Regions from separate parts of the Homo sapiens genome. Here region 2 is linked to region 1. A link is a loop called in an ENCODE intact Hi-C map of the cell type or tissue named here. Cell type or tissue: K562. All regions are shown on one strand. Each heading gives the region's core, and the rest is flanking DNA. Links, peaks and the distances in the headings are about the cores only.

Region 1 (7,514 bases), core at 3,327-5,826:
TCAGTCAACAGCAGGGAGGCAGGACACGCACATTCTGACGGCACACCCTTCCCCGATCTGCACCAGATGAAACGCAGAGAAACTCCAGTAACTTCCAAAACGATAGCTAACCAGGAACCAAGGATTACCGCTACACCCGGCCCACCCGAATACACCCTGAATTCCCTCTGTGCAGATCCCAGGACTTCTACGTTCTATTTCTGGCATTCTGGGATTCAGCCCGTTGACAAACCTGCCCCAGGCCAGGCCCAGCCAGGCAGGTCCTGAGAACAGGGTGCCACTGTGCCTGCGGGCAGCCCGCCGTCAGCTGGGAGGGATGGAGAAGCAGCAACTGCACCGGACATCTGCCAGGCAGTGTCGACGGCCACAGGGCACGGGGGCCAGCCAGACGTTATGAGACAGAATCAGCACCCTGTTTATTTGAAGCCACCTTTTCTCTCTAAAGGATAACCAATTTGGTCTAAGTTTCTTAGATGATAGAGTAAAAGGTGAAAACCCCATGTATCCTCCCTTTGTATGCGTCAGCTCTTGCCATGACAATGCAGGGGAAAAGCCACCCAGCACCCAGCGGCTCTGGCAGGAGTAACCGCTGGTCAGGGCAGGCGCAGCCAGTGGCCATTCACAGGCTTGGGCAGCAGTAACCACCAGTCAGGGTAGACACAGCCAGTGTCTATTCACGGGGAGCTGAGCTGTGCTTTGCCTTGTGGGTTGGGCTCAGCCATCTGTGCTTTTTTCTGGGGCTCAGGCTCAGGTGGCAGCTACCCAGGGGGACGCTTGTTCCAGGCGGGTCAGGAGAGGTTCTGGAGTGCAGCCCTCACAGCGTACACAGCAGCTCAGCACTGAAGCCCCATGTTCAAACAGGTTCCACGCCAAGCCCAGTGTCAGGGAGTGGGGACGTGCCCTCCTTCCACAAGAGGGTGGGGATGAACGTTCTTTAATAACAGTTTTATCCACCTCACCTGCCTCCCTTCAACCCCAAACCCCAAAGGCAGCTGCCCTGAGCACCAGCGTGTGCCCTCTGCACACTCGTTTCTCTGCAGACGCAGACCTCGCATTCTAGTTTTTGTCACACAGATTGGATCCCGCTCTGTGTACCATTCTGCCTTTTCCTCACCAGTAATCCCTCCCAGGTATTCGAGTCAATATTTGCCGAGCTCTATTTCCCCAGCTCTGTGCTTGTGATCTTGCCAAAAAGGGTCAGGCGTAGCCTCTGATCTCTGGAAACGTGCACCCAGCATGCGTCTCTCTGCTTGTCTGAGCTGGCTTCCCTGAGAGAATCTGAGAACATTTTGGGATAACAGCACCCTCCTGTTTATTGCCTGATACCACATGAGCTCTCAGTCAGCCTGGGAGGTCAATCCCACAGGTTAGCCCTATTTTTGGCGAGGGCACATGGATGCTAGAGAAGTGGCCAAGATCACAGAGCAGCTGAGAGGCTAAGTTTAGTCCAGCCCCAACCCGGGCAGCTGCAGAGCCATGTTCTTGACCCCTCTCCACGCCCAGGGTTGGATGGTGCTGGAAGCGGATGATCTTCCTGATTCCAGGTGGTTCGTGGAGCAAGAGGGGCAGCCATGAGCACTCGGAGATCAGCAGGGAGAAGGCTGAGGTCACAGGGATCCCCTGTTACAAGGGTCAGGGGAACTTGGCTCAACATCACAGGTTCTGGGGGAGGGCAACGGTGGCGCAGGATTGGGGTGAGGGTTTTTGCCAAGGAATGCAGGAGATGAGAAGAGCAGGAGTGTGGGATGGGTCACCCACAGCCTCCCCCTTCTCCCCACTACCTATCTATAAGTTATCACTGGCTCACACACAGAGGATGCTGTGGCAGAGAAGGAACTCACGCCCTGCCCAGACAGCTGCCCCTTGCTTGAGAGCACTGTTTGCTGAGCACTGTAGAACTTTATGCAGAGCCCAGGTAACTTCAGCCAGAGAGGGAATGCGATTTAAAATCTGGCCTAGACTCAACAGTAAAAAGACAAATAATTCAACTTGAAAATGGGCAAAGGATTTGATAGACATTTCTCCATAAAAGATTGGCCACTAAGCACCTGAAAAGATCATCAATGTCACTAAATTATTAGGGAAACACAAATGAAATCCACAATGAGACTCCACTCCACACCCACTAGGATGGTTATAATTTTTTTAAATGGGAAATAACAAGCGTTGATGAGGATATAGAGAGACTGGGACCCTCATACCCTGCTTGTGGAACATAAAATGGTGCTGCCACTTTGAAAAACAGTTTGGCATTTTCTCAAAAAGGCAAACATAATTACTGTAAGACTCAGAAATTCCAATCCTAGGTATACACCCAAAGGAACTGAAACAGGAACTCAGAGAGATACTAGGATACAAAGGTTCACAGCAGCATCACTCACAACAGCCACAAAGTGGAAGCAACCCACCTGTCCATCAACAGATAAATGGAGAAACAAAGTGTGGTTTGTCCATGCCGTGGAATATTATTCAGCCATGAAAAGGAATGAAGCACAGACCCAGACCATAACCTGGACAGCCTCAAAGTCACCCTGCTCAGGGAAAGAAGCCAGGCACAGCAGGCCACTGTTTCCATGATTGCATTTGTATGAAATGTGCAGAATGGGCAAATCCACAGGGAGGGAGAGCAGATGGGCGTTGCCAGGAGCTGGGGGAGGGACACTTATGAGGGACAGCTAACAGGTACAGGGTTTCTTTTTATGGTGATGCAGATGTTCTGGGATTAGGTAGTGGTGATGGCTGTACAATATTGTAAATCTACTGAAAACAGCTGGCTTGTACACCTTAAAATGGTAATTTTCTGTTACAGGAACTGTGTCTTTTTTTTTTTTGGATGGGGTTTCACTCTGTCACCAGGCTGGAGTGTGGTGGTGCAATCTTGGCTCACTGCAATCTCCGCTTCCTGAGTTCAAGTGATTCTCCTGCCTCAGCCTCCAGAGTAGCTGGGATTACAAGCACACCAGCACACCCAGCTAATTTTTTTTTTGTATTTTTAGTAGAGACAGGGTTTCACCATGTTGGCCAGGATGGTCTCGATCTCCTGACCCCGTGATCTGCCCGCCTCGGCCTTTCCCAAAATGCTGGGATTACAGGCGTGAGCCACCGCACCTGGCCCTGTGTCTTCGTTTTAAAATGGCACACACACAGTCTGGCCCAGGATGAATCCTGCAGCCCCTTCCTGCTGGGTAAGACAGAGCACTTCAACTCTCTCTGAGCCTTCAGCTTCCTTGTGCCTGAAATAGGGGCAATAGTGCCTGACTCACAGGCTGTTACGCCAATTAAGCGAGATAAGGAGAGAAACACCCAGGACTATTGTGCTGAATTAATGAGATCATGCAAACAATGTAACCCCGGGATCGAAAATAGGGCCATTTAAAAACGTCACTTGGCCCTGTTCCCATCACACCTGTGGGTGACTTGGCTTGACACCTGGCAGTGGGCCATAACCTCCCTGGATCTCTCCCCAAAGCAAATCCTTCAGCCTCTGTGCTGAAGTCCTAACAGCCTGGCCCTAAGCCCCTTTGCCCAGGACACTCACCTGAAGCCAGCATGTCCCTACCCACTCCAGCCAGGCCTGCAGGGAGGGTGGGACTTCTGAAACCACATCATGTCACACTCCTTTTCCCCGCAGCCCCCTTTAGGAAACCCTGCCAGGTACCTAGAATAAAGTCCACGTCTTTATGGCCCACAGAGCTCTGGGATCGCCCTCCTCCACCTGCCCCAGGCCTCGGCAGCAACCGGCTTCATGCATCACTCCACACCCAGCCCACCCAGCCACAGCAGCGCCCATGGGACAAGCCCAGGCTGTGGCCTTCCGGCTTTGCTGTGTTTTCCACTGCACTTCCCGCTGTGGGAAGTAGCTATGCCATGCTTTCTGATGTTAGGCTGCGTTCATTGCATGACAGTTTTGTGTGCCTGTTTCCTTGTTTGCCCCACAGGCTCCATCCACAGACCAGGCGGCGAGTGGTCAGCGCACGGGAGGACTGCCCTTGGGAAGCGCCGCCAAGGCCTTTCTAGCCTCAGTTTCCCAGCTGGAAAACGAGGGGTGCGGGCCCCTCATGCGCAGCCCCTCCTAGCTCTCGAGGTGCAGCGCGGGACTCCCTAGCCCAGGTGGCGATGTGCTTGTCATAAGCCCCTCTCCCTGTCTGGCCACGGAAGCCGAGGCCTGACCGGACGCTGAGGAGTGGGCAGCTTTCCCGTCATCCCACCCTTTCCAGATCTGTCCCCTAAAGCCGGACGTCCGCGCCCGCCCAGCAGCCGCCTTCCAGGAGCTCGGTGCACCTGCTGTCCCGCAGGTGAGGCCGAGGCTGCACGGCCGCGCCACGCCACCAGGTGGCAGCAGAGCGCCAGGGATGGGCCGGGCCGCGGGCTGGGCCAGGCGCAGAGGGCGGTGATCCGGGCCCCGCCCCAACCCCCGGCCACGCCCCCCGAGGCCCAGGCCCCGCCCCCGCCGCCCCGCAGACCCAGGTCTGGGGTCCAGGCCTGCAGCCCGACGCCCCGAAAGAGAGCAGCGCCCTGGACGGAGCGGGGTTGGGGTGGCAGTGGGAGGGCTCCACCAAGAAGGCTGGCTCTGTAAGCCCCTGACACCCATCTTCTCGCGCAGTCACTCCCACAGCCACCCTGTAAGAGGGGCTGAAACGCGGGGAACGCTTGCAGAGCAGCTGTCCTGGTGCTCAGCGAGACAGTGACCTGCTCAGCCCCTGGCGTCCAGTCCGGCTGCCCTCAGGCCCCTCCCTACCCCATCTTTTCTCAAATGCCCTTTAGGGCCTCTGCACCAAATTGAAGCCGAGTGGTCTCTGGATTCACTCCTGTCCTGACCTAGGAGGGGTCTTGCCCAGACCCCAGGCCTGGGGCCTTGCTGGGGCCAGGAGGGCAAGGCGGGGAGGGGGCCCAGGGATGTTGAGCAGGAGACAGACCCAGGCCAGAGGTTTGCTGAGGACAGAGGGGCAAGGAAGGGCCCCAGGGACCCTAAGCAGTTGCCCCCTGGAAAAGACCCCACCCAGGGCCCTTGCTGAGGACAGAGGGCAGGGGACAGGGGGCTCAGGGACCCTGAGCAGCTGCCAGGAGAGGGACCCAGGAAGTCCGGCCTCTCAAACTGAGGTGCCATCCACTCCCCTTGAGGGAGGCTCGGAGTCGGGAAATCCAGGCAGGTGGGAAGGCGCCCCCCTAGTGTCTTCTTCCTCCGCTGTGCTAGTTACATAAAAATTATGGAAGACCATGGTTTTGAACTAAGCGCCTGCTCTGGGTAAAAATCAAATGCAGTCACCCATGGTCAGGCTGTCTGTCACCAAACCCAACCGAAGTTGTCATCTGACCTTCCAAAAAATCAAGAGAGGGCGATTGGCCAGACACGGCGGCTCACACCTGTCATCCCAGCACTTTGGGAGCCTGAGGCAGGAGGATGGCTTGAGCTCAGGAGTCTGAGACCAGCCTGGGCAACACAGTGGAACCCTGTCTCTATAAAAATAATAAATTATTTTAAAAAACAAAAAAGAAAGAAAGAAAAGGAGAGAGAGAGAGAATGGCCAATTTCCCAAACAGGCCGGTTCCAGTCTTCAATCAGTGTGGAATGAAGTTCCCTCTGCTTTAATCCTTAGCCTGAAGTCACCCGATGTGAGACAATCGATTGGTTGTTTTTGTATTTTTCTGCTCCCTGTCCCCGCCCTGCAGGGACAGTAACTTTGAAACGACCCCTCCGCCTGTGTTCTTTGCCTCTGCTTTCTTCTAGGAAGCCCTTTCCATCTGTAAAGCCGCCCCCTCTGCTCAGCTCGAGGAAGCACTAGTTCTGTTTTACAGAGGGACACATTGCCCGATTCTAGAATCGAAATAGAGTCCATTAAGATCTTTAAACTACATGTGTTGTCATTCTGTCCGTTGACAGTGGAAAACCATTTAACACATTGTTTTGTACTAAAGCAAACACAGATGTCCTCTGGAGTTGAATGCAAAGTTTCCATGAAATCCTGTTTAAAAAACAGAAATGTTGAAGCAATTTTGAACCTGGTGGGTGCTGTGTGGGGTTGTGCCCCCAGATCACAGTGGGGCCACACATTTGGCGTCCTCTGATTTTACAGGTACGCCCACAGAGATGTTTGAGAAACCACACAAAACCCATGGTCCCCACTAACAGGGTCATAGGAGAGAATTTGCTGGAAGTCTGGAGGGATGTCAGTGCTGGTGTGGGCAGGACACCAACGCCACAGGGTGGGGTGCGGGGTTGGCCCCCATGGCCACTCTAGCAGTGACCATTCCAGCCTCATGTGCATTGGGGGAGGCCAGCGTGGGGGCAGTGCTACGAGGAGGGACTTGTAGACAGGCCGGGAGGTCGTACTTGCAAACCCTTCCCTCTACGTCCCCAGGCAGCATCTCCTCCCATCTTTCCCTGGACCTCCCACCCCAGCCTCCCCCAGCTCTGCCCTCTCCTGAGCCCCAAACCCACCTCTGATGGTCAAGAGTCATATTAATAGAGTGTTGAATTTTAAGGTAAAAGCATGACTATCCTACAAATATGAAATGCAGCGAGGATTTTATTGAACGCCTTAATTAGCAAGGAAACCAATAAGACGTTAGAACTGGCTCACAGGAGAATTCAAAGCACATTATATAGAAAATAAGGAATGGGCCGGGCACGGTGGCTCACGCCTGTAATCCCGACACTTTGGGAGGCCAAGGAGGGTGGATCACTTGAGGTCAGGAGTTCAAGACCAGCCTGGCCAACATGGCGAAACCCCATCTCTACTAAAATTACAAAAATTAGCCGGGTGTGGTGATGGGCACCTGCAGTCCCAGCTACTTGGAGGCTGAGGCAGGAGAATTGCTTGAACTCAGGAGGCGGAGGTTGCAGTGAGCCGAGATCGCGCCACTGCACTCCAGCCTGGGAGACAGAGCGAGATTCTGTCTCAAAAAAAAAAAAAAAAAAAAAAAACAAGGAGCACCGAAGTGGATTTACAGATGATGTAATGATCGACGGCATTCCACCAGACAAGGTTAACTTGCATTTTTACGGACACGCATCATTTGTATTATTGTATTATTGTCAGGTTTCTGCAAAAGAGCGTGAAAGGCCGCAAGACCCCGGAAGGGTGCGGGAGACGGGACACACAATCCTTTTTGCCCATTTCAAAGTCTTAAAATTTTCCCGACACAGGCAAAACTGCCTACTTACCCACCATTGTCCCAAACACTAAAGGTCGCAAGCCAAGTCGGTCCTTACCTCCCCCGTCCCGCCAGTCAGCCCCATGACCGTCTCCGCAGGTGTCTGGGTCTTCACCCATCTCCTCTCCGAGTATGAGCCTCTGGTCTGCCCAGAAGCTGCCACCCGCCACCTCCCTGTCCCTCAAGGGTGTCATGTGGGAGTGGGTTCCACAGGCCCAGGTTCAAATCCTTTACTGGCTGTGTCATCTTGAAACCTGTGGTTCTGTGTCTCAGTCTCCACATTTGAAAATGGGAGTGGCATTGGCAGCCACCTGCCCACCCTTCTCCTTCCACGATGGAGGGAGACGTTGCTGCCGAGT
Region 2 (7,514 bases), core at 2,882-5,381, 850 kb after region 1:
CTCGGCTTACCGCAACCTCTGCCTCCTGGGTTCAAGCGATACTCCTGCGTCAGCATCCCGAGTAGCTGGGATTACAGGCATGTGCCACCATGCCTGGCTAATTTTTGTATTTTTAGTAGAAACGGAGTTTCACCATGTTGGTCAGGCTGGTCTCGAACTCCTGACCTCGTGATCTGGGTGCCTTGGCCTCCCAAAATGCTGGGATTACAGGCGTGAGCCACCACACTCGGCCAAGTCAGAATTTTAAGTTTCATCTTTTTTGTAATTAATTGAACACCTGCATTCAAAGAAACAGAGAAGTACCACCACGCATAAGTAAGGTGGCCATGGCGTACCTAGGTTTCTCAGCCTATCAAGCTTAGGGGCTTCTTTTTACGTGAAGTCCTCCTAAGACAGCCTCTGATAGCTGCCTTGTGGTCAGCAGGGAAGAAGGGCCTTGTAATAGCACGACTCTGCAGGGAGGCGGGCAGCTCTCATGGCCTTAGTTTGCAGACCTCGAGATGTCCACTAGAAAGGAGGAGATCGTGGCTGGCTGCGGTGGCTCACGCCTGTAATCCCAGGATTTTGGGAGGCCGAGGCAGGCGGATCACGGGATCAGGAGATCGAGACCATCCTGGCTAATGTGGTGAAACCCCGTCTCTACTAAAAATACAAAAACTTAGCCGGGCGTGGTGGCGGGCGCCTGAGTCCCAGCCACTCGGGAGGCTGAGGCAGGAGAATGGCGTGAACCCGGGAGGCAGAGCTTGCAGTGAGCCGAGAATTGCGCCACTGCACTCCAGCCTGGGCGACAGAGCGAGACTTCGTCTCAAAAAAAAAAAAAAAAAAAAAAGAGGAGGTCGCAGCGTCTCCAGTAACACATCAACTCCGCAACAAGGGGCCACAAGTGTTCCTCGCCAACGGGTCCCTGCTACGATCCCTATTTTAAATAAGGGGAAACTGAGGCGTGGAGGGGGTAAGAAACAGAGAAGTCAGAATTCAAACCTGGACGACGCCTGTTAGTTTTTTGGGATTACAGGGGTAAGCCACTGTGCCCGGCCACACGTGTTAGTTTTTTGGGATTACAGGGGTAAGCCACTGTGCCCGGCCATGCCTGTTAGTTTTGTAACTCCAGCATTCCTGTCTCTCCTGCATTTGTCAATAGCACTAGTCCTTTGTGGTGAGTTTTTTTTTTTTTTTTTTTTTTTTTTTTGGAGACAGGGTCTTCCTCTATCGCCCAGGAGTGCAATGGTGCGATCTTGGCTCACTGCAACTTCCATCTCCCAGGTTCAAGCAATTCTCCTGCCTCAGCCTCCCGAGTAGCTGGAATTACAAGCACCCACCACCACGTTCAGCTAATTTTTGTGTTTTTGGTAGAGACAGGGTTTTGCCATTTTGGCCAGGCTGGGCTCGAACTCCTGGCCTCAAGAGATCCGACCACCTCGGCCTCCCAAAGTGCTGGGGTTACAGGTGTGACCCACTGCGCCCAGCCTTTTTTTTTTTTTTTTTAATACAGATTGGGTCTTGCTATGTTGACCAGGCTGGTCTAGAACTCCTGGCCTCAAGCGATTTTCCCACCTTGGCCTCCCAAGGTGCTGAGATTACAGGCATGAGCCACCGTGCCCGGCCAGGACCACCCCTTTGGAGTGATACCTCTCCCCAATTTTATGTGGCTCTGGTGGGTCATCCCTCAGTGTCCACTTAACAGTGACAGTGACGTTATGTCCTGCTTTTCCCAGAAGAGTCCCAGGTTATGTTAACTGTTCTAGCAAAATTATTCAGAGCACCCCATTTTCAGTCTCAGAAATGTCTCCATTAGTGTCATGTGAAGTCACCCTAAACGAGGTCAAGAAAATCATCCAGGCTGGGCGTGGTGGCTCATGCCTGTAATCCCAGCACTGTGGGAGGCTGAGGCAGGTGGATCACTTGAGGTCAGGAGTTCGAGGCCAGCCTGCCCAACATGGTGAAACCCCGTCTCTACTAAAAATACAAAAATCAGTCAGGCGTGGTGGTGGCACCTGTAATCCCAGCTACTCGGGAGGCTGAGGCACGAGAATCACTTGAACCCGGGAAGCGGAGGTTGCAGTGAGACCAGATCGTGCCACAGCACTCCAGCCTGGGCAAGAGTGAGACTGTCTCAAAAACAAACAAAAAAACTCCTCTTAGTTCATGCGTGGATTCTGATGCAGGCTTGCAGGGAGACCCTCAGGTGCTGCCCATGAGTAGCTGCGTTGACGGTAGCTGCTTCCTGGCTACCCCGAGGGGCTGCTCTGCAGTCAGGGGAGAGGGGCCGGCTCTCAGGGAAAGGCATCAAGAACCACACTTGAGTTCCTGGATCCGGGCACATCTAAAATTTAGGAGCCCATAAACTCCCGTTTTCACAGAACCTATTTTGAGTTGGGTTCTTGCCACATGCAATCAGAAGTCCTGGCCGACACACAACTTTGGCTTCAGCAGTCTCCCTGGGTGTCCCCACCCCATCCCGTTCCCTGTGTTCAAAGGCGCTTGGGGCCATCCTCCACTGTGAAACTCCCAGACACGCCAGCCCAGCTGCTTCAGGTGTGCGCTGGGAAATTTTCACTCCCTGAATTCCAAAAATGATGGCAGCCTCTGCCTCACCCTCATAAACGCAACGTTTACATTTATTGTCCAGTTGTTTCAGGACGTGGATTTTCTTTGTTTTGCTTTTTTTTTTTTTTTTTTTGAGACAAGAGTTTCACTTTTGTCCCCCAGGCTCGAGTGCAGTGGCGCGATCTTGGCTCACCACAACCTCCACCTCCCAGGTTCAAGCGATTCTCCTGCCTCAGCCTCCTGAGTAGCTGGAACTACAGGCGCTGCCACCACACCTAGCTAATTTTTGTATTTTTAGTAAAGATGGGGTTTCACCATGTTGGCCAGCCTGGTTTGGAACTCCTGGCCTCAGGTGATCCGCCCGCCTTGGCCTCCCAAAGTGCTGGGATTACAGGTGTGAGCCACCGCGCCCAGCCCTTTTTTCTGTCTGAGAACAAGAAGACAGTAAGCTCTGGGGAAAAAACAGGACCCACCTTCATCTTTCTTATCTTTGCTGTGCACTTCTTACAAATATTTGCTGAGGCTGTGAATTATAATTGCAAAAGTAGAATCCACTGTGTCCAAGCAGAAGAGAGGGTGTCATGGGGAGCGGGCAGTGGGGAGTCACCTGTCTGCCAGGCTGGACGGGTGAACACATTCATCATCTTTAGGCATGCGAGCTTCTCCTACCTCTATCCATCCTTCCTTCAGCCCATTTCCCCCGACTTCTGCCACCACCTCCGGGACGTCCTGAAGGCGAACCGGCCTCCCACCTGCTAAGTCCAACAGACACTTCAGCCTGGCTCTCACCAGCCATGGCGGGTTGCCCTCCTACCTCTTGACAACACGCTCTTCCTCGGCTGCAGAGACACCTCCTCTCCGTATTTTCCTCCCACATTAGCAATGACCACACTCAGGCTATGTCACTCATGGTATTTTTGCATCAGAAATGCCATCCTTGGGCCGGGCGCCATGCCTCATGCCTGTAATCCCAGCGCTTTGAGAGGCCGAGCCGGGTGGATCCCTTGAGGCCAGGAGTTCAAAAACGGCCTGGGCAACATAGCAAGACCCTGTCTCTACAAAAAGAAACAGTTTTTAAGTCATTCCTGATTTTACAACGCTACTCTGATCTGAGCCCCTGTGGCCTCGGGATCCCCAGGCGTCTGTTCCCGAGAACGCGGGGCAGAAAGCCTAGTCCTGCACGCAGTACCAACAATGCGGAGTCAGCGGGTTGTTTCGACTTTGTTCTGTTTCCTGAGGGGTTCTGAATAAGGGCCACCCCCTTCCTCCTCTGTGCCGCCATGTTCCCTCCCGGCCACGCCCCCTTGCAACCCCTCCAATCTCCGCCCTGCACCCTGGCAGCTCCCCCTGGCGGCAGCAGCGGGTCTTCGTGGAGTCAGCCCCTCCGCTGCTTGGCCGCTGGGTTTGTCCCTTATTTTAATGGATGCGCGTTGGCTAGGACTGCAACATTGTTTCTTTCTTCCACAAATTTTAGTTTGAAACAGACAGGAAGTTAATTTCCCGTCTGGCTGCCACACCTGCTGGTGGCGTGGACTGCGGCCCTTAGGCTGTTCCTTGCTCGATTTAACCCTGGGAGACATCGAAGCCTTCCCACCCAAGCTGTAGGGAGCTGTTGAAGACCTGGTTCACACGAGATCCTTTGCGGGGTGCAGCTGGGGAAAGCATGATTTCAGCTTGTAAGCTGCATGGAGAATGCAAATGTATGTGTGTGTGTATATATATATGTGTATATATATATATATATATATATATATATATATATATATACTTTTTTTTCTTTTCTTTTTTTTTCTTTTTTTTTTTTTGGAGACAGAGTGTCCCTCTGTTGCCAGGCTGGAGTGCAGTGGCACGATCTCGGCTCACTGCAACCTCCTCCTCCCAGGTTCAAGCGATTCTCCTGCCTCAGCCTCCCAAGTAGCTGGGACTAGAGGTGCACGCCACCATGCCCGGCTAATTTTTGTATTTTTAGTAGAGACAGACTTTCACCACATTGGCCAGGCTGGTCTCGAACTCCTGACGATGTGATCCATCCGCCTCAGCCTCCCAAAGTGCTGGGATTACAAGCGTGAGCCACTGTGCCCGGCCAATGTATATATTTTTTCAAGACAGCTCAACCCAAAGTAGCACCAGCATGGACAGGCCGAGTGACGAAGACAGTGCTGGAGGCACACAGAGGCTGTGGGGGCAAGTATGCGGCCGGCTGGACCTGCGGGGACCCTGCCCGTGGCTGGAAAGGGGACCAGGGGGTCCCTGGGAAACACAGGGCTCTGACCTCTGTGCAGGGTGAGGAAGGGTTTTACCAGCAGAGGGAGAGCTCAGCCCAGGCCCGAAGTCAGCACGACGAGCAGCTGACCCCTGGGATCTTTGAGGAACCTGAAAGTGCTTGATGGTCTTTGTGAATCTGAAATCCGAGCGAAGCGTCAGACCCTCGAGTTTCCCCAGGGGAACTCCGTTAGTCTCCTGGGATTTGATGTATTCACGCTTTGTTCCTTCTGGACCAGTCACGCCCCACGCCAATCTGAGCCGTCGGGGGTTGGCCCTTCCAGGATGCTGTGATTAGGTCTAGGGAATTCCACCTGGAGGGAAGGGTGGGCTGTGTCCTAGGGAATTCCACCTGGAGGGAAGGGTGGGCTGCGTCCTCGGGAGGGAGACAGCAGGTGGCAGGCTTCGGCCTCCCAGGCAGCCCTATTGAAAAGTGAAGCCACCTGGACTTCCTGGGTCAAGTGGGGACTGGGACAACTTTTCTATCTAGCAAGAGGATTGTAAAATGCACCAATCAGCGCTCTGTAAAATGCACCAATCAGCACTCTGTAAAATGCACCAATCAGCACTCTGTAAAATGCACCAATCAGTGCTCTGTAAAATGCACCAATCAGCACTCTGTAAAAATGCACCAATCAGCGCTCTGTAAAATGCACCAATCAGCACTCTGTAAAATGCACCAATCAGTGCTCTGTAAAATGCACCAATCAGTGCTCTGTAAAATGCACCAATCAGTGCTCTGTAAAATGCACCAATCAGCAGGATTCTAAAAGTAGTCAATCGCAGAGAGGATTGAAAAAAGGGCACTCTGATAGGACAGAAATGGAACATGGGCGGGGCCAATAAGGGAATAAAAGCTGGCTGCCACCAACCACCCCCGCCCCCCCCCCCCACCTCTAGCCAGCAGTGGCAACGTGTTCGGGTCCTCGTCTATGCTGTGAAAGCTTTATCCTTTCTCTCTTCACAATAAACCTTGCTACTGTTCACTTTTTGGGTCCGTGCCATCTTTAAGAGCTGTTAACACTCACCGCGAAGGTCCCTAGCTCCATTATCGAAGTCAGGGAGACAACGAACCCACCAGCAGGAACCACCTCCGGACACACTATGTCCCTGCATCCCCGAAGCTCCCGCTACTCCCTGGAATATTCTTTGAAAAGGGTCCCTGTGTCCTTTTTTGCCAGCAACAGAAACTCTAAAAACAGCCACCATTATAGCAATCAATTACCAAACTCTTCTGCTGAGGCCAGGCAGAAAGCAAAGCACAACGGACCTTACCAGGAGGCCCCGCCGCTCCTGTCCAGCCCCTGCCCACTCACTCAGGTGCTCATCACCCCCAGGAGGCTCCACTGCTCCTGTCCAGCCTCTACCCACTCTCTCAGGTGTCCATCACTTCCAGGAGGCTTTGCGCTCCTGTCCAGCCCCTGCCCACTCACTCAGGTGCTCATCACCCCCAGGAGGGCCCCCCTCCCTGCCCAGCTTCCCCCTACTCACTCAGGTGCTCATCACCCCCAGGAGGCCCCACTGCTCCTGTCCAGCCTCTACCCACTCTCTCAGGTGTCCATCACCTCCAGGAGGCTTTGCGCTCCTGTCCAGCCCCTCCCCACTCACTCAGGTGCTCATCACCCCCCGGAGGGTTCCCCCCCTCTGTCCAGGCCATCCCCGCTCTCTCAGGTGGTTGTTGCCCCCGGGGAGGGGCCCTGCTCCTCATCCAGCCCCTCCCACTCACTCAGGTGGTCATCTAGGGGCGAGGTAGACAAAGCCCAGGTACCGACGGCCTTTCCGTCCTCTCTGGTCCCTCTTGGCTGGAGTTCAGGCAGCTAGGTGGCTGGATTCTGTGTTAGGGTGTAGGACAGTGCTAGCCCGGGGTGGCGGGTGCCAGGTCCCTGACATTCCGGGTCTGAGCAGCTGGCAGGAGACTGGGGCAGGAGCCAGCAGTAGCTGCCCTCACCCACAGCACCAGGCTGGCCTGCGTGGGAATCAGAACCCACTGCCTGGTGCTCACAGAGAAGGAGTTTACTCTTCCCCCACCCCCAAAACTGAATGGATTTAATTAGCAGTTTGGGGTTCTCCCCTGTCACGGCTTTGGTCTAAGCTGATGAGGAAACCACAGACTCTCCCACTTTTGTACCCTTTCTTTGATGGGCAAGCGGACGCAGGCGCTGGAAGCCACGTGGCCTGAACCCGGCTCCTCTTGGGGCCTCCCGTGCAGGCCAAACTCCTTTTCTCTGATTGTTATATTATCCCAGAGAGGGCAGAATGGAGCTGGCCGAAAGCTTTTGAACATTGAGTCACGAGTGCAACGCAATGGAGGACTGCGGATATGAAATCTGACAGAGCTGCTGCCGCTGGCCATGCGGCGCCCAAGGGTGGGTGGGGTGTACTCTGTGGCTGTCCGTCATCAGCAGGAGACAGCTGCCCTCTGCCAGGTTGCCGGGGCCGAATTCTCCCTGGCTTCGGATGGCATGGTCCAGGTAGCTGGGGGTGGAAGATTCCGTCCCCTGGATCCACACAGTCACAGCACACTGTTGCCCACTGCATGGCAGCCTTGAGGCCGCCATCTCCTCTATCCTTGGCTCTCACACATGGGGCTCAATCCTGTCTCTTCTCTTTTTTTTGTTTTTTTGAGACGGAGTCTCACTCTTGTCGCCCAGGCTGGAGTGCAGTGGTGTCATCTCAGCTCACTGCAACCTCCGCCTCCCGGGTTC

What was found. Peaks named below come from ENCODE experiments on the same cell type or tissue, not always from the same donor. Only the 100,000 strongest peaks of a DNase experiment are listed, where the experiment ranks them.
Region 2: a loop joins it to region 1, with 6 times the contacts of the local background. A loop is called at or near these places in 5 of 110 quality-filtered maps.

What each region holds. Positions count from the first base shown.
Region 1 is chr7:317,947-325,460 of GRCh38, forward strand. No RefSeq gene overlaps it. Among named protein-coding and RNA genes, the nearest start is that of FOXL3-OT1, 30 kb to the left of the region's middle. RefSeq lists a silencer at 4,238-4,487. In K562, for the core only: a CTCF peak has its summit at 4,328 (motif pointing right); a DNase peak (open chromatin) is centred at 4,375; H3K4me3 peaks cover 201 bases; H3K27me3 peaks cover 894 bases.
Region 2 is chr7:1,166,163-1,173,676 of GRCh38, forward strand. No RefSeq gene overlaps it. Among named protein-coding and RNA genes, the nearest start is that of ZFAND2A-DT, 9.5 kb to the left of the region's middle. RefSeq lists enhancers at 3,287-4,262, 3,824-4,213, 4,263-5,236. In K562, for the core only: a CTCF peak has its summit at 3,896 (motif pointing left); a DNase peak (open chromatin) is centred at 3,859; H3K4me3 peaks cover 1,161 bases.